Linked DNA regions of Mus musculus: all the other regions are linked to region 3. Evidence: chromatin contacts called from ENCODE Hi-C data. All regions are on one chromosome and are shown on one strand. The core of a region is the stretch at or near the end of the contact, and the rest is flanking DNA. Distances in the headings are between cores, read along the strand shown. Region 1 holds the start of Efnb3 (ephrin B3). Region 2 overlaps Myh3 (myosin, heavy polypeptide 3, skeletal muscle, embryonic). Region 3 overlaps Abr (active BCR-related gene).

Region 1 (4,155 bases), core at 814-3,313, 7.0 Mb after region 3:
GGGTCATGCCTGTCTGCTACAAATCTCCCGTCTTTCCCAGGAGCGGTCAGTTCCTAGTGAGCGGCAACACCAGTGGAGTTGTCTCTGTGTGGGATATCAGTGGAGCTCTTAGTGACGACAGCAAGCTGGAACCCGTGGTGACTTTTCTGCCTCAGAAGGACTGCACCAACGGAGTCAGGTCCTCATTCCCTGAAGGAGCTTGGGGCTAGGGTTTGGGAGGAAGGTGGGTTTCTTGGGTATTATCTTGAACTAGGTGCTGACCGACTGCTCTCTTCTCCAGCCTTCACCCTACCTTGCCTCTACTGGCCACTGCTTCTGGCCAGCGCGTGTTCCCTGAGCCCACCAATAGCGGGGATGAAGGTGAGCTGGAGCTGGAGCTTCCTCTGCTCTCCCTGTGCCACGCCCATCCCGAATGTCAGCTTCAGCTCTGGTGGTGTGGAGGGGGACCTGACCCCAGTAGCCCTGTTGACGACCAGGATGAAAAGGGACAAAGAAGGACAGAGGCTGTGGGGATGAGTTAATATAAAGACTTTGTGTCACACTGGAGTCATTGTGTCTGTTCGGGGTGGCACGTGACTGGTGGTAGTAGGTTCCTTTGTCCGGCATCTGTGGGGTCTGGCATATTGTTCCCAAAACCAAGGGGCTGAGGGGTGGGACCAGGCAGGAGCCAATGAGGTGCTGAGCATGGTGTGAAGTCAAGCAGGTGGGGGTGGGGTCTCATGCCATTGACTGTGTGGTTGCTAGGCAACTTGGTAAACTGAGGAGCAAACCTGTTTAAAATCTCACTCCTGAGGTGGCTGCATCAGGGGTCAGAGTGAGCTGGCCTGAGCAGGGGTGGCAGACGATTGAGTGTGACTGTGAGACTAAGCAGACAGTGACAGACAGACAAGTCAGTGCTGATGGCTGCACACCGCCCTGTTTACTATCATGCAGCTGCAGAAGAGAAGGGTGCAAGACACGGTGTCCCACTGCACCCCAGTAGGCAAAGGAAGGACACACAGGAAGGAGCAAACAGAAAAACAGCTGCTTCTTATTGGACTCCCTCTAGACTGCGGCGCACGCTCGGGCAAGGGGCTTGCTCGGTAGTTCTTCGTGCTTCTCCATCTGTCCACTCTCCCTCCTCCCCACACACCTTGTCAAATACCCAGAATGAGAGTCTTTGAAGAGATGCTGTCAACGGGGCCATGGTGGGGACCACAGTCAAAGGGAAAGGAGCAGCCTGTGGAGGATTGGGCTGGAAGGAGAGGAATGTCGCCCCTGCCGGGAGGTGCTGAAAGCCTTGCTTCTTACACCCAAGAAGGCAGCTCCTCCCTTCCCCCAGGATAATTGGAAACAGCCTTTCCTGTGGATTGCTGCTTTGGGGTTATAGGTACCCCCTTTCCTCTCCCAGTCATACTTTTCTCCGTGATCACCCAAGAAGGGCCAAAATTTACTACTCCCTGGTCTCTTCGTCTAATCCACAGAAAACAGTAAAGGGTCCAAGAAACCGTGACAAAATGAACCCCAGGAAAGGGGGAGTTCAGCAGCCTAGATTGTGTCTTCGGGGTTTTCCTAAACTCCCCGTGTGACCTTGGGCAAGTCACGGGGTCCCCTCTCAACCTGGATAGCTCTACCCCCTCCCACTTCACACAGGTAGCCCATCAACTTAGCGTTACTTTGTGAAGTGCCTAGCCTTCAAGGTTATCATTATCCTCTCCAGACCGCCTGGAAAGCCGCGGTGTTGTTTTGGAATGGGAGAGGAGTAGGCTGCGGGGAGCAAAGGGGGAAGGTTTTTTCGGGGTGGAGAGGGCAAGAGCCTTTCTGGATGCTAGCGAGGAAGATTCCAAACGCTCGGGCAATCGGAGGGCAGGAAGGAAAGCAAGTAGAAACTCAGCCAGAGACGGACACTGCCAGAGACAAAGGGGGCGTGAGAGACCGCGCCGGGCAGCGAGGCGGGGTGGCGGACGGGAGGTGTGCGAGGTGAGGGAGGTGTGGGGGGCGTGGGCCGCGGGATGCGACGCCCGCTCCGACTGTGCTCCAGCTCCGGTTTTTCCCTCCACCATGCTCTCCCCCTCCCCGCCTCTCCTTTAACTCCCCCCTCCTGGGCTCGGGACTGGTTTCCTCCCTTAGCCCGCTGCCCTCAATCCCGGCGAGGCTGGGGCTCCAGCTCGGTGTCTCCTTCTTCGCTCCCTTGCCCGGCGCCTCATGTTGCCCCCGCCCGGCCCTCGGCTCCCCATGTCCCCCACGTAGCGGGGCGCACAAATCCCGAGGTGCGGCGCGTGGGCCGGGGGCGCGTAAGGCGCCTGCAGACGGCCCCTGCAAGGGTTCTTGTGGGGCTGAGCGCTCTGGAGCCGGGGAGCAAGCATCGCAGAAAAGAGGGTCCTTGTGGGAGCTGGGGGTGACTAGCCACCCACCAGGGTGACTGGGGTTCCACAGCGTGGTAGCCACCCCTGGGGGTGAGAGACTTTGGGGGAGTTGGTGCCCCGCCCCCAGGCCTTGGTAGGGTCATGGGGGCCCCCCATTTTGGGCCAGGGGGTGTGCAAGTCGGGGCCCTGCTGCTGTTAGGTTTTGCGGGGCTGGTATCTGGACTCAGCCTGGAGCCTGTCTACTGGAACTCGGCGAATAAGAGGTGAGTGGTTGGGACTGAGGAGATTCCAGTCCCATGGATAAGGGATATGGAAGCTTTGAGACTAACCGGGCTAGGATTCTGAGCTGAGAGGGGGCTGGCAGAAGGGTGCTTGCTGTAGCGCTGAGGTGAGGTGACAGGTTACAAGACAGAGCAATGATCTTGAGAGCCAGACTCCTAGTCTCACAGAGCTGGTTGTGGGTGGTGATACCATGTGTCAGGAGTTGGGAGATCTTAAAGGGGCAAAGATAAAGTTCACGGGCAGGGGGAGGGCAATGGAGTGGCTATTTGGCTCTGGAGGAGACCTGTGTCATCTGCGTTGAAGGGAGCCTGGTTAATGTCAGCTCTCGGGAGAGAGGTGCTGAATGGGTGCTGCTGAGGCACTGAGGAGAAGGGCAGGGACACCTAGCTCCCAGGAGGCACTCGGTGTTGCAGATGAGGGGGAAGGGGGTTCAGTTTGGGGCTATAGAACAACCCACCCAAGGTTCCTTGACTCTCAGTCTGTGTTCCCAACTGGTGTTCACAGCCAGAGGACTAGTTGACCCTTTGGTTGAACAGTTTGGCAACTAGAACATGGTCCTGTCTTCCTGGTTTGGTGGACTCTTTCTGGAGGCCCCTCAAAGCCCCCTCCTTCTCTCCTGCCACTGGGAGTCCTGAGGGTGCCACTGGCCTCTCCAGTCATCTTGACCGACCGCAAACTCTCCCATCGGGGACTCCGGTCCCTGACATGCTAGCTTTGCTTGGAAAGAGGCCAAGGGTCAGTCAGTCACACAGGGCAGACAGAACCTCTGGGAGGCCATCTAAGTGATTTGTCTCCATGACATTTCCTATCCCCACCAGCCCAAGAGTTCTGTGTTTCAGAAACTTCCTCCTTCGCTGGGGCGGTTGTGAGAGGTCATGGGAGGGGGGAGTGGACCTGAGACTTTATCAGGCACTTGGTCTTAACACTAGCCCTGCTCTTTGCAGAAAGCTGTGTGGTCTTAGGCATGTCACTTAACCTCTCTGAGTTTGTATCTTCAGTCCTTACAGCTGTTATGAGGATTGGAGGCAAGGTATTTGGACATATTATGTACTCATTCATGAAAGGAGAGGTAGGATTGGTTTTTTTGTTTGTTTGTTTGTTTCTGTTTTTTTGCTTCCTGGCTTTCCTGCCCTATTCCAATCTTGGTACCTCCTCTCCCTCCTATATCTCAGTGGGAATAGTCAATCACAAGTTCTCCCACCTGCCAGCAACTCCTGGCTGCAGTTTTGAGCACTAAGTATACCTTGAGGATATAAATGGGCTATCCTGTTAGGGTTGAGAGAGACAAGGCGTTGGGGCTTTCTGAGGTTCTTTTGGGTATTGGGTGGGAGCTGGTCAGTACGAATCTGGGAAGATGCTGGGCAACAGCTTTGTGGAACCGGGTTTCAACTGTGGATGCACAGGCAGGGGCTTGCTGTGGTAGGCAGGTTGTGGCTGTGCTGGGCCCATCCATTCCCTGGCTAACTGGGCATGGAGATGCTGCTAGTAGTTTGTGTCAGCTGTAGTGACAGAAGCCAACTACTTCAAT
Region 2 (4,762 bases), core at 1,029-3,528, 9.5 Mb after region 3:
CTCCTGGGAATGTGAAGCGCCCACTAGATGCCTGTCGTTAGCTCTCTGTAACTCTAAAGACCTCTGCTTCTCAGAGCTAAGACATAGTATAGAGACTCAAAACAACAACTTGCTGGGTTGGAGAGATAGCTCAGCGGTTAAAAGCACTGACTGCTCTTCCAGAGGTCCTGAGTTCAATTCCCAGCAACCACATGGTGGCTCACAACCATCTGCAATGGGATCTCATGCCCTCTTCTGGTGTGTCTGAAGAGAACGTACCCATATAAATTAGATAGATAGATAGATAGATAGATAGATAGATAGATAGATAGATAGATCTTTAAGAAAAACCAACTTGTCAACAGTGAACAGTTTCTATTGGTGCATCAGCAGACCCATGTAGAGGAGCTTGAATAACAGAGTCTCATCCACCCTCACACACTCTGGCCACGATGGGTGACAAGAAGGGTTTCCCACAACCTCGGACAGTTCGGAAAGGCTTACGTTCTAAGTTCTTATTCTCCCGTTTCACGGTTTCAAGTTGATCCAAGGCTTCTTCATAGGCATTCTTCAGTTTGAAGAGCTCAGTGCTCAAGGACCGGGATTCCTTGAGAGCTGCCTCCAGCTCGGCTTGGCTCTCCTCACACTTCGTCTTCCACTCAGCTAGCACCTGCAGCAGCATCGTGGAGAGGTTCTGTCAGTGAACTCTCTGCCAAGCATCTAACAGAATGTCACCCCTGAAGTGGCTACTCTCAGAGTTAGGGTTCTCTACCATTGCCTGGTCTAGATCACTGAATAAGCAAAGATGTTATTCCATTAGCTTATTCTAGATAATCAATCAGTAACTGCTGCCATATCCAGAAGACAAATGAATTCCTTTTTTAAAAAATTTATTTATTTATCATATGTAAGTACACTGTCGCTGTCTTCAGACACACCAGAAGAGGGCATCAGATCTCATTATGAATGGTTGTGAGCCACCATGTGGATGCTGGGATTTGAACTCAGGACCTTTGGAAGAGCAGTCAGTGCTCTTACCCGCTGAGCCATCTCGCCAGCCCCACAAATGAATTCTTAAAGAAGGAATTAGCGAGACACGATCACTCTTTTCCTAATACCAAAAAAAAAAAAAAAAAATAGCCCTGAAGGGAAGGATTTCATTAAAGCACTGGTTCAAACCATGCCTGTGTGTCACAGGGAGGGACCTAAGATGGAGCTTCAGCCACATAAAGGCACAAGTATGAGCGATGGAAAAGATCGTGTCCTGGTGGAAACTGTCTCATTGCTACAACAATCCTCTCAAGGGACTTCTGTCCCATCCCATTCTCAGTCCATGTCACAATGGAGAAACAAATTGCTAGTGAAGTTCGGGGAATTTTTTTAAGGCCTCCATGCTAAAGAAGGGCAGAGCAGGGAGCCTCTCCTTCCTCCTCCAGCCCCCACAACGTGCCCACGCCACGGAGCTCAGCCAGCACGGAGCGTCCCTGCACCTTGTCAAAGTTCCTCTGCTTCTTGTCCAGAGCGGCAGCCAGGGAGTTGGCTCTTTCCACATCCACCATCAGGTCCTCCACCTCCCCTTGCAGCCTCTGCTTGGTCTTTTCCAAGGAAGCACATTTGGCATTTACAGCCTCTACCTGCTCCTCCGAATCCTGAAGGCGCTGCGCAAGCTTTTTTCTTCAAGAAAACGAGAAGAAAGCTGATGTCATTAAGTTTCAATCTTCTCCACGAGCATCACTGCTCACCAAGCTGGAGATACCAACCGCGTGGCTCACACACCTCTGCTCGTAAACCTTAAGAGAATGCCCCCATCTGCTCAGAGTCTGTGATCAATGGCCTTTCTCCGGTCTAACCAGGATCAAAGCTGGTGTCTGAATGAACTGAATTCGTTCGGTTACATTTTACATTTCAGCCAGTGTTACATTTAAAGACTCCTTGATGGGGAAATCTTGAGAAACAAATCAAATTCACTCTTTAGATTCATCCCTGAGTCACTCTAGAGCCAGTGTGCTAAGCTATGAGATCCCTTAAGCGTTCTAATTAGAGACACATACTTGGCCTCCTCCAGCTCCTCCGTGCGCTGGATGGCATCCGTTTCATACTTGGTCCTCCACTGGGCCACCTCGCTGTTGGCCTTGGACAGTGCCCTCTGCAGCTCGGCTTTGCCTTCCTGCTCCTCCTCGTACTGTTCCCGCAGCAGGTCACAGTCATGGCGGGAGGACTGCAGGGCGTGGGCCAGCGCGTTCTTGGCCTTAAGAAAAAAATGAAAAGACACCCCAGTGGATTAGGAGTGTGTACAGCACACAAGTCAGATGCGCCCTGCTCTCAGCACTGGCTGAATCATCACTTCTTTTCCAATCTTGATTCTATTTTGCAGATGCCATTTGAAAACGAGAAGAAGAAAGCCTCCTTCAGAGTGGGTACCTTGTTCTCTTCCTCCAGTTGCCTCTTGAGCTCCTCTATCTGTTGGGTAAAGGCCTGCTTGCTCCTGGAGAGCTGAGATACAATGCTTTCCTTTTCTTCTAGTTGACGACTCAGCTCACCTGTGTCAGGAAGGAAATAGCTCATTCATTCATTCATTCGTTCATTCGTTCATTCATCCATTCACTCGCTGACCAAGTGTAAGACATTGGGCCAAATGGGGTTGCAAATAATAAAGGTGAGAGACCCCCCTCCTCTTGAGAGTAGGGGTGTATCCCTGAAAAGCAAATAGCAGCCTAGTAAAATACTACTGTAAACCCTACGCAGCCAGGAGTGACCTCTGCCGGTGAAAGCTGAGAGAACCATTATGAGTGTGAACATCACCAGGGTACCTCTCTGCTCCCAAAGCTCCTCCCCAGTGGCTGCTGACTGCAGCTGTGTCATTAAGGAAAACACTTAGGACTTGGCCTCTCTGGAAATTTGAAATTAGACTCTTGGGTGAATATGATCAGCTGGAGTGTGTGCAGAAGTCAGAGGGGGAAGGCAGGCAAGCAGTAGAAAGGCTGGGCCCCTCCTGGTCCCATCCAGGTCCTGTCAGATGGAAGCCTGACCCTCCACTGGCTTCCCGTTTTCACTGAGGAGACTCAGTGTTCTCCTCCAGGCGGTTTGGGGCAGCCTGGTCTGTGTGTTATTTCCATTTACTTTCTTTCTGAAAGTGTGTTGTTAGAAAGCCTCCCTCACCAGCTGTGGGTGATGCAGGCCTTTAAAAACAGTGTTGTGGACGCAGAGGCAGGCAGATCTCTGTTAAGTTCCAGGCCATCCTGGTCTACACAGGGAGTTTCAGGCCAGCCTGTTTTACACAAGGAGTTCTAGGCCAACCAGGGTTGTAAGGTGGGGCCCTGTCTTTAAAACAAAGCAAAGCAAAACAAAACAAAACATTCTCTCCCCGCAAAGGGTGCTGCCCTTAGGAGGGAAAACCTTCTGGCATTCCAGCTTGGCATCTGGACATAGCATCCAGGCTAGATTGAACTGAACCAAGCTTGGCTCACCCGCCTCTGTCTGCAGCCGGGACTTCTGTGTGGTCAGCTCACTTAGGCTCCTCTGCATCTCCTCATTCTTGCCCCTGGCCTCACTTAACTGATCCTCTAGAGTTCGGCAGATCTTCTCCAGATTGGCCTGCGGGTTGGAAAGAGGAGGGAGGTCGGCAGGTGTCCTTAGGTTGACTCACTGCAGCTGCCCCTCCGGATCTGCCTAGCCGCTCCCTCACCTTGGATTTGGACACGCTCTCTACGCTGCTGGAGAGGTCGTCAATCTCCAGCTTGAACTCGCTCTTCTCCTTCTCCAGCTTCTGCTTCACCCGCTGCAGGTTGTCGATCTGCTCCGCCAGCTCGGCCGCGCTGTCCGCGTGCTTCTTCCGCAGCGTGGCCACCGTGGCCTCGTGCTGCAGGGTGGCCTCCTCCAGGTCCCTGCGCAGCTTCAAGAACTCAGCCTCACGCTTCTTGTTCAGTTCGATCTGGGTGGAGGTGACACCGCCCGCCTCCTCCAGCCGCTCACTCAGCTCCTCCAGCTCGCGTGCATAGTCGCTGCGCTGCTTCTCTGTCTTGGCCCGGGTGGCCCTCTCTGCCTCTATCTCTTCCTCCAGCTCCTCGATGCGAGCCTAAAGAGAGCGGGGATGCCCAAGAGACTCTCAGGGTCACAATAGCTAACATGGCATCTGAATAGGTGTCATCGATCCACGAATGCATGAAGAAGACATCTTTTACTTAAATGGTAGCATATGACTCAGCTATAAAAAGAATGAAGTCATGCCATTTGCAGCAAAACGGAGGGCGCCAGACACTGGAAAAACAAGTGGTGCGTGTTTTTCATGTGAAGAATTTGTTTAAGTCAATCTGAATATGAAATGGTGATTGGTAGAGGCGAGGAAGGTGGGGAACGTAGCTAAGAAGGGGCTGGGTGGAGGAGCACTATAAACACGTGATGAACTAGCACATGGAAACTTATTAATATACAATATTAGGTGATGACGACGACGATGATGATGGAGAAGAGGTTATGTTCCCACCAGATGAATCTGCTCATGGATGTTCCCCCAGAGAAACATAAATGCTACTAATTTTCTTCCAAATGAATCTTTTCCTGCACCATTATGGTCACTAGCTACCCTGGAAATTTCTCCATCCACCTCCATGCATTCTGTTGCAAGTTTGGGGGACACGGTCATTACCATCACCACTGCAAAGTCAGCCTGACAGAGTGAGGTCCCATGAGGCAGCCACACAGTCCTACCCTACCTACTCTGACTTCAGCAGACACCGCTCAGGTTTCTGAGTGAGCCACGCGGGCAAGCGAGAGCTGACCACCT
Region 3 (4,447 bases), core at 1,584-4,083:
GGGGTCCTCTGTGAGAAGGTCAATGAGAGGTCCGCCGCTATCAGGGAGAACCTGGGGCTTAGGAGGTTTGGACTTTATAGAGGGGGTAAGGGCAGGGTAAAGGGCAGATCGGGACGGAGGTTGCGCAGAAGGACCGGGCGGGAGGACGGGAGCTGTCGGCAAGGGAGGAGGTTTAGGAGAAACAAACGGTTTGACCCACGGAGGGGGGTCATAGGCAAGTGCCTCCCAGGTAACGATATATGGGACCTGATCCGGGTGTCCGTGGGGACCAGGACAAAACACTCTAGACTTAACCTGAGAGATAATACTTAAATTGAAAGTACCATCCTGAGGCCATCCTACATTGAAAGTTGGCCATTCGGCGGAACAGAAGGTAATCCAGCGCCTCTTCCTGACATCCACAGACTGGTTGGATGCAATGCGCTGGACATCTCCCCAGTGCTGCAAGGTTAGACTCAGAGGGGTAGTTACGGTCTGTCCCATGATCTTGAAAACACTTAAAGACAGAAAAAACTAACGAAGAACAAAAGAGCAATAAAACAAATCAGACGCGCAGCGCGGTTTCGGCGTAAAACCGAAAGCAAAAATCCAGACGGGGGCGGGAAGTGTCTCTGTCTCTCGTCCCCCAACAAAGCCACGTACAGTGGCGGAGCTCCAAAAAGTCCGACTCGGGTAGGTTAACTGATACAGAATGGGCCACAAAACGGGCCCCCGAGGCCGCTGGGACGTCTCCCAGGGGCTGCGGCCGGGAATACGAACTCGTCAGTTCTTCCGCGGAACCGCCAGATACAGATCTAGTTAGCCAACTAGTACAGACGCAGGCGCAAACATTAGATGCCGGCACAAACACGCACGGAGACAGAGACAGACACGAAACGACCGCTGGCCAGCTTACCTCCCGGCGGGGGTCGGTGGTCCCTGGGCAGGGGTCTCCTGATCTCGGTGGAACCTCCAAATGAAAGACCCCCCCCAGGTGGGCAGTCAATCAATCTGAGGAGACCCTCCCAAGGATCAGCGAGTCCACGATTCGGATGTAAACAGCAAGAGGCTTTATTGGGAACACGGGTACCCGGGCGACTCAGTCTATCGGAGGACTGGCGCGCCGAGTGTGGAGTTTTTACCCTTTTTATAGGGCTAGGGCTGGGGAGCAAAAAGCGCGGTTACAGAAGCGAGAAGCGAGCTGGTTGGTTAGTTCGAATAAGGTTTGGGGTACTTCCCGGTCATTTGGGGAAACTGAGGTGGGACTTTTTAGATCTAAACAATGTCTATTTTCAAGAAATGGGTAGGGGAGGGGTACAAGGAAAGAGTCTAATGAAGGTTCAGCAATGGGCACATATCTGGTCAGAACATTGGCAGACACACAGGTTCAAGGAGTGACCAGAGCACTGTGCACCTCTATTTTTCTAAATCAGTGAAGCTAGTTCTGCTAACACTGACGTCTATCGGGGCTTCTGTGTCTGTTGCTGGTTCCGCTTTATCTGAGAACCATCTGTTCTTGGCCCTGAGCCGGGGCCCAGGTGCTTGATCACCGATATCCTGTTCGGCCCCTGTCCCAGTGCTATTCAGCCTTGATCTTTAACTGTTAATCTATAACTGAACTTCCTTGTAACTTTTGAGAACCCAGCTCGGGTACTTTTTCATGCCTTGCAAAATGGCGTTACTACAGCTAGCTTGCTAAGCCTTATGGTGGGGTCTTTCACCCTGACTTGGAGGTTTGAGGGGCGCCTACCTTGGTAGGCAGTAGGAGCAGTGTTCTGTCCCTGGTACAAAACCTTCAGTGAGTGAAAGCAAAAAACGATCTCTTTGCCTGGAAAGGAAGAATAGAACACAAGCTTGCTGTCAGAGCTATATTGTGGCCTGAGGACTCTCGGTGGCTGGTTGTGGCTGGTGAGCTGTTCCCACAGCCTGGGCCTTGCAGCAGGTGCCTGCAAGCATCCTTCACCCTTTCCCTGAGGCAAAGCCCTCAGTCCTTTCCAGTTGGGTGTGCATTTGTAGATTCAGCCAACTGCAGATTGTAAATATTCAGAGAAAAATGCATATCTTGAGCACATGCAGGCTTTTTTTTTTCCTTGTCACGATTCCCTAAACTAAAGAAAGGAATAATGAACAAAACTCAACCCATCTGCCTCTGTTCCTTTCAGAATATTCAGCGGGGCCATTCTGTTCCTACCATATCTGGTCCAAACTGTCTGTAAGAATTCCCCATGCCTAGAGACCCCCTTGTTATACATTCTGATCCCCAGCACCTCAGCACACTCTCCAGGTTGTGACCAATGAGACTCTTCATGTCCCACAACAAGCCTGTCCTTCTAGCTCAGCATGCTGCCTCACCCCAGTCATTACCACCTCCAAGAGGGCTCCCCGGCTTGACTGTAGTACTCATCTTAACAAGATGCTAACTGAGCCACATCCTTTAGCACTTCCTTACCTATTATCTTACAGTGAAGTTGTGTTTCATGCCAGTTACCAGTTCTTCTTTGCCAGATTCTATCCTTGGAGGTTGTATTCTTAGGATACTAGGACACTGTTCTCAGCACTTCACCTACCTGCCAAAGTACCAATTGTTCCTGTTCTTTTTAAATGGAGGAGGTCATCTGCTCCTCCCCTCCCGTGCCTTCCTTAGGTCACTGCCCAGATAGCTGGGGTGTTCATTCTGTAGATTCCCCTAGGCGGGCTCTTCTGGAGGACCTTATTCAGTGTTTGAAAAGCTCTACTTGCCCAGTCAGACTGATAAGAGATGGGCTGCTTAGCCATTTAAACTCCTCTTCCTTTCCTCTACTCTTGCTAGGCACCGTGGCTGGGCTGCAAATGCTTGACACGAGGCAGATGAACAGGCGAAAAATGACTTGAGTTCAGTGCCTATGCAATGAGCCCCACAGAAGATGCGAGGGAATGCTCAGATGGCTGAAGTGTGTGTGCATATGGTCCTCCCTGTCTGTGGCTTCTACATCCACAGATTCAAACAACTACAGATGAAAAATACTCAGCAGGATGGGCAGTGTCTTTACTATAGGTCATATAATGACGGTTTAGAGGACAGAGGCTAGGACATGTGCCTGACTGCTGAGCTATGGCTCTAGCCCCTCCCTGTGCCTAATTTACTTTTTGTAGTACTTGCTGTGAAACAACTCAGGGCCTTGGGAAGACTAGGCAAGCGCTGTGTGATCAAACTACAACCCCGTTTGCTGTTTTATACAAAGCATTTCAGCATCCAGGGGTTTTGAGATCCCTTAGGGATCCTGAGCTCAAGTCACCCCTGATCCTAGCTCCCATATTAGTACAGATTCCTGAGCTACACAAAGGAATAAAGACCTGGGGCTCCTGGGGATGGTGACAGCACAGGCTGGGGGTGGGAGGAGGGGCAGGAGCAGGGACATGGAGGCTTTGTTTAGTGAATCCAGATTGTTTTGTTATGTGTTAGAACATCTGAGGTAATAAAAGTGGTCTGGACCAGCCCTCTTCCTGTCACAGGTACTTGACTAACATAGATTTCCTTTGTAAATGTAAATTTATTTTAAAATGACATTTTTTTTCCAGAGCTATTTCCTCATCTGAGTTGTCTTAGAATAACTAGCTTAAAACGTGCCAAAGTAGCCAGTCTGAGTTTATTCCCCAGGACCCACCCATGTAGAAGGAGAGAACTGAGTCCAGCAAGTTATTCTGTGACCTTCACACACTAATTGACACCCGGTGCATCATCTGCACATGTGCACACACATAACAAATAAGATAAATGTAATTAAAATTAAAGAAAAAAACCAAAAACCCAAGGGAATGCTATTTGGGGTGGCATGTTCTTGGGAGGGGTGCCCTGAGCTGAGCAGGTGGGGTGCTTTGTGATTGGTTGGGAGTGGAGTAAAGCAAAGACGCATGCTGGAGACAGCGATCTGTTTTTCCCTTTGAAACCTGTTTTTCTAGCACACGAGCATCCAAGAGAATTGTGAACAAGAAGGATGCCAGGAGGAGGGAGAGCTGGGTGCCAGGAGAGGAGAGGGCAGTTGGGAAAACATTGCAGAGCTCAGGTCCATGATCCTCTGCCCTGGCTGTAACTCAGGGTCAGCCTCAACTGTTGACCACTGTTAATCAGCTGAGTGTCCTGTGCAGAGAGCATTTTCACTCTGCACCAGAGGGTTTAGCCTCCTGTTGTACATTTGCCAAGAGCCTCTGGGGATGCCTTGATGCCCACCCCAGAAGGACCTAGATTCCAAAACCCATCCCAGCACTCATTTAGCCAGTGACTGTCCTTTTCCTCCCAGCTCCCCAATTCCTGTAGGATAAGATCTCAGCTCCTTAGAGTGACACAGGAAGCTAGCTCCGATTGCTAGCTTCTTGGCCTCTCAGCTGAGATGAAGAACAACGGCTGATGCCTGCTCATCTCTAGCATAGCCTTTCCTGGTGCCCCGTCCACATTAGGAGCCTCTCACCTTATGGTCCAGACCCACCATGC

What was found. A loop is a pair of places that touch in the nucleus more often than their neighbours do.
Region 1: a map of T-helper 1 cell shows a loop between it and region 3 (23-fold over the local background). The contact joins the promoter of Efnb3 here to the enhancer-like site in region 3. A Hi-C loop is called at or near these places in 3 of 37 maps with a recorded cell type or tissue (T-helper 1 cell, T-helper 2 cell and regulatory T cell).
Region 2: a map of T-helper 1 cell shows a loop between it and region 3 (41-fold over the local background). The contact joins two enhancer-like sites. A Hi-C loop is called at or near these places in 4 of 37 maps with a recorded cell type or tissue (T-helper 1 cell, T-helper 17 cell and regulatory T cell).

What each region holds. Positions count from the first base shown.
Region 1 is chr11:69,558,145-69,562,299 of GRCm38, reverse strand. It overlaps Efnb3 (ephrin B3), which reads left to right and starts at 2,063. Exons shown (of 5, transcript NM_007911.5): 1 at 2,063-2,608. The coding sequence starts at 2,487. Wrap53 (WD repeat containing, antisense to Trp53) reads left to right here. Exons shown (of 10, transcript NM_144824.3): 9 at 41-178; 10 at 281-546. The coding sequence ends at 521.
Region 2 is chr11:67,093,766-67,098,527 of GRCm38, reverse strand. It overlaps Myh3 (myosin, heavy polypeptide 3, skeletal muscle, embryonic), which reads right to left. Exons shown (of 41, transcript NM_001099635.1): 27 at 3,665-4,054; 28 at 3,447-3,573; 29 at 2,401-2,519; 30 at 2,031-2,227; 31 at 1,470-1,653; 32 at 484-649. Among named protein-coding and RNA genes, the nearest start is that of Mir6923, 3.7 kb to the left of the region's middle. Within about 2 kb of position 2,278, at least 1 of the 3 ENCODE cell types and tissues checked has a DNase peak (open chromatin) inside an H3K27ac peak, as active enhancers do.
Region 3 is chr11:76,546,060-76,550,506 of GRCm38, reverse strand. All of the region lies in intron 1 of Abr (active BCR-related gene), which reads left to right. Among named protein-coding and RNA genes, the nearest start is that of Abr, 23 kb to the left of the region's middle. Within about 2 kb of position 2,833, at least 1 of the 3 ENCODE cell types and tissues checked has a DNase peak (open chromatin) inside an H3K27ac peak, as active enhancers do.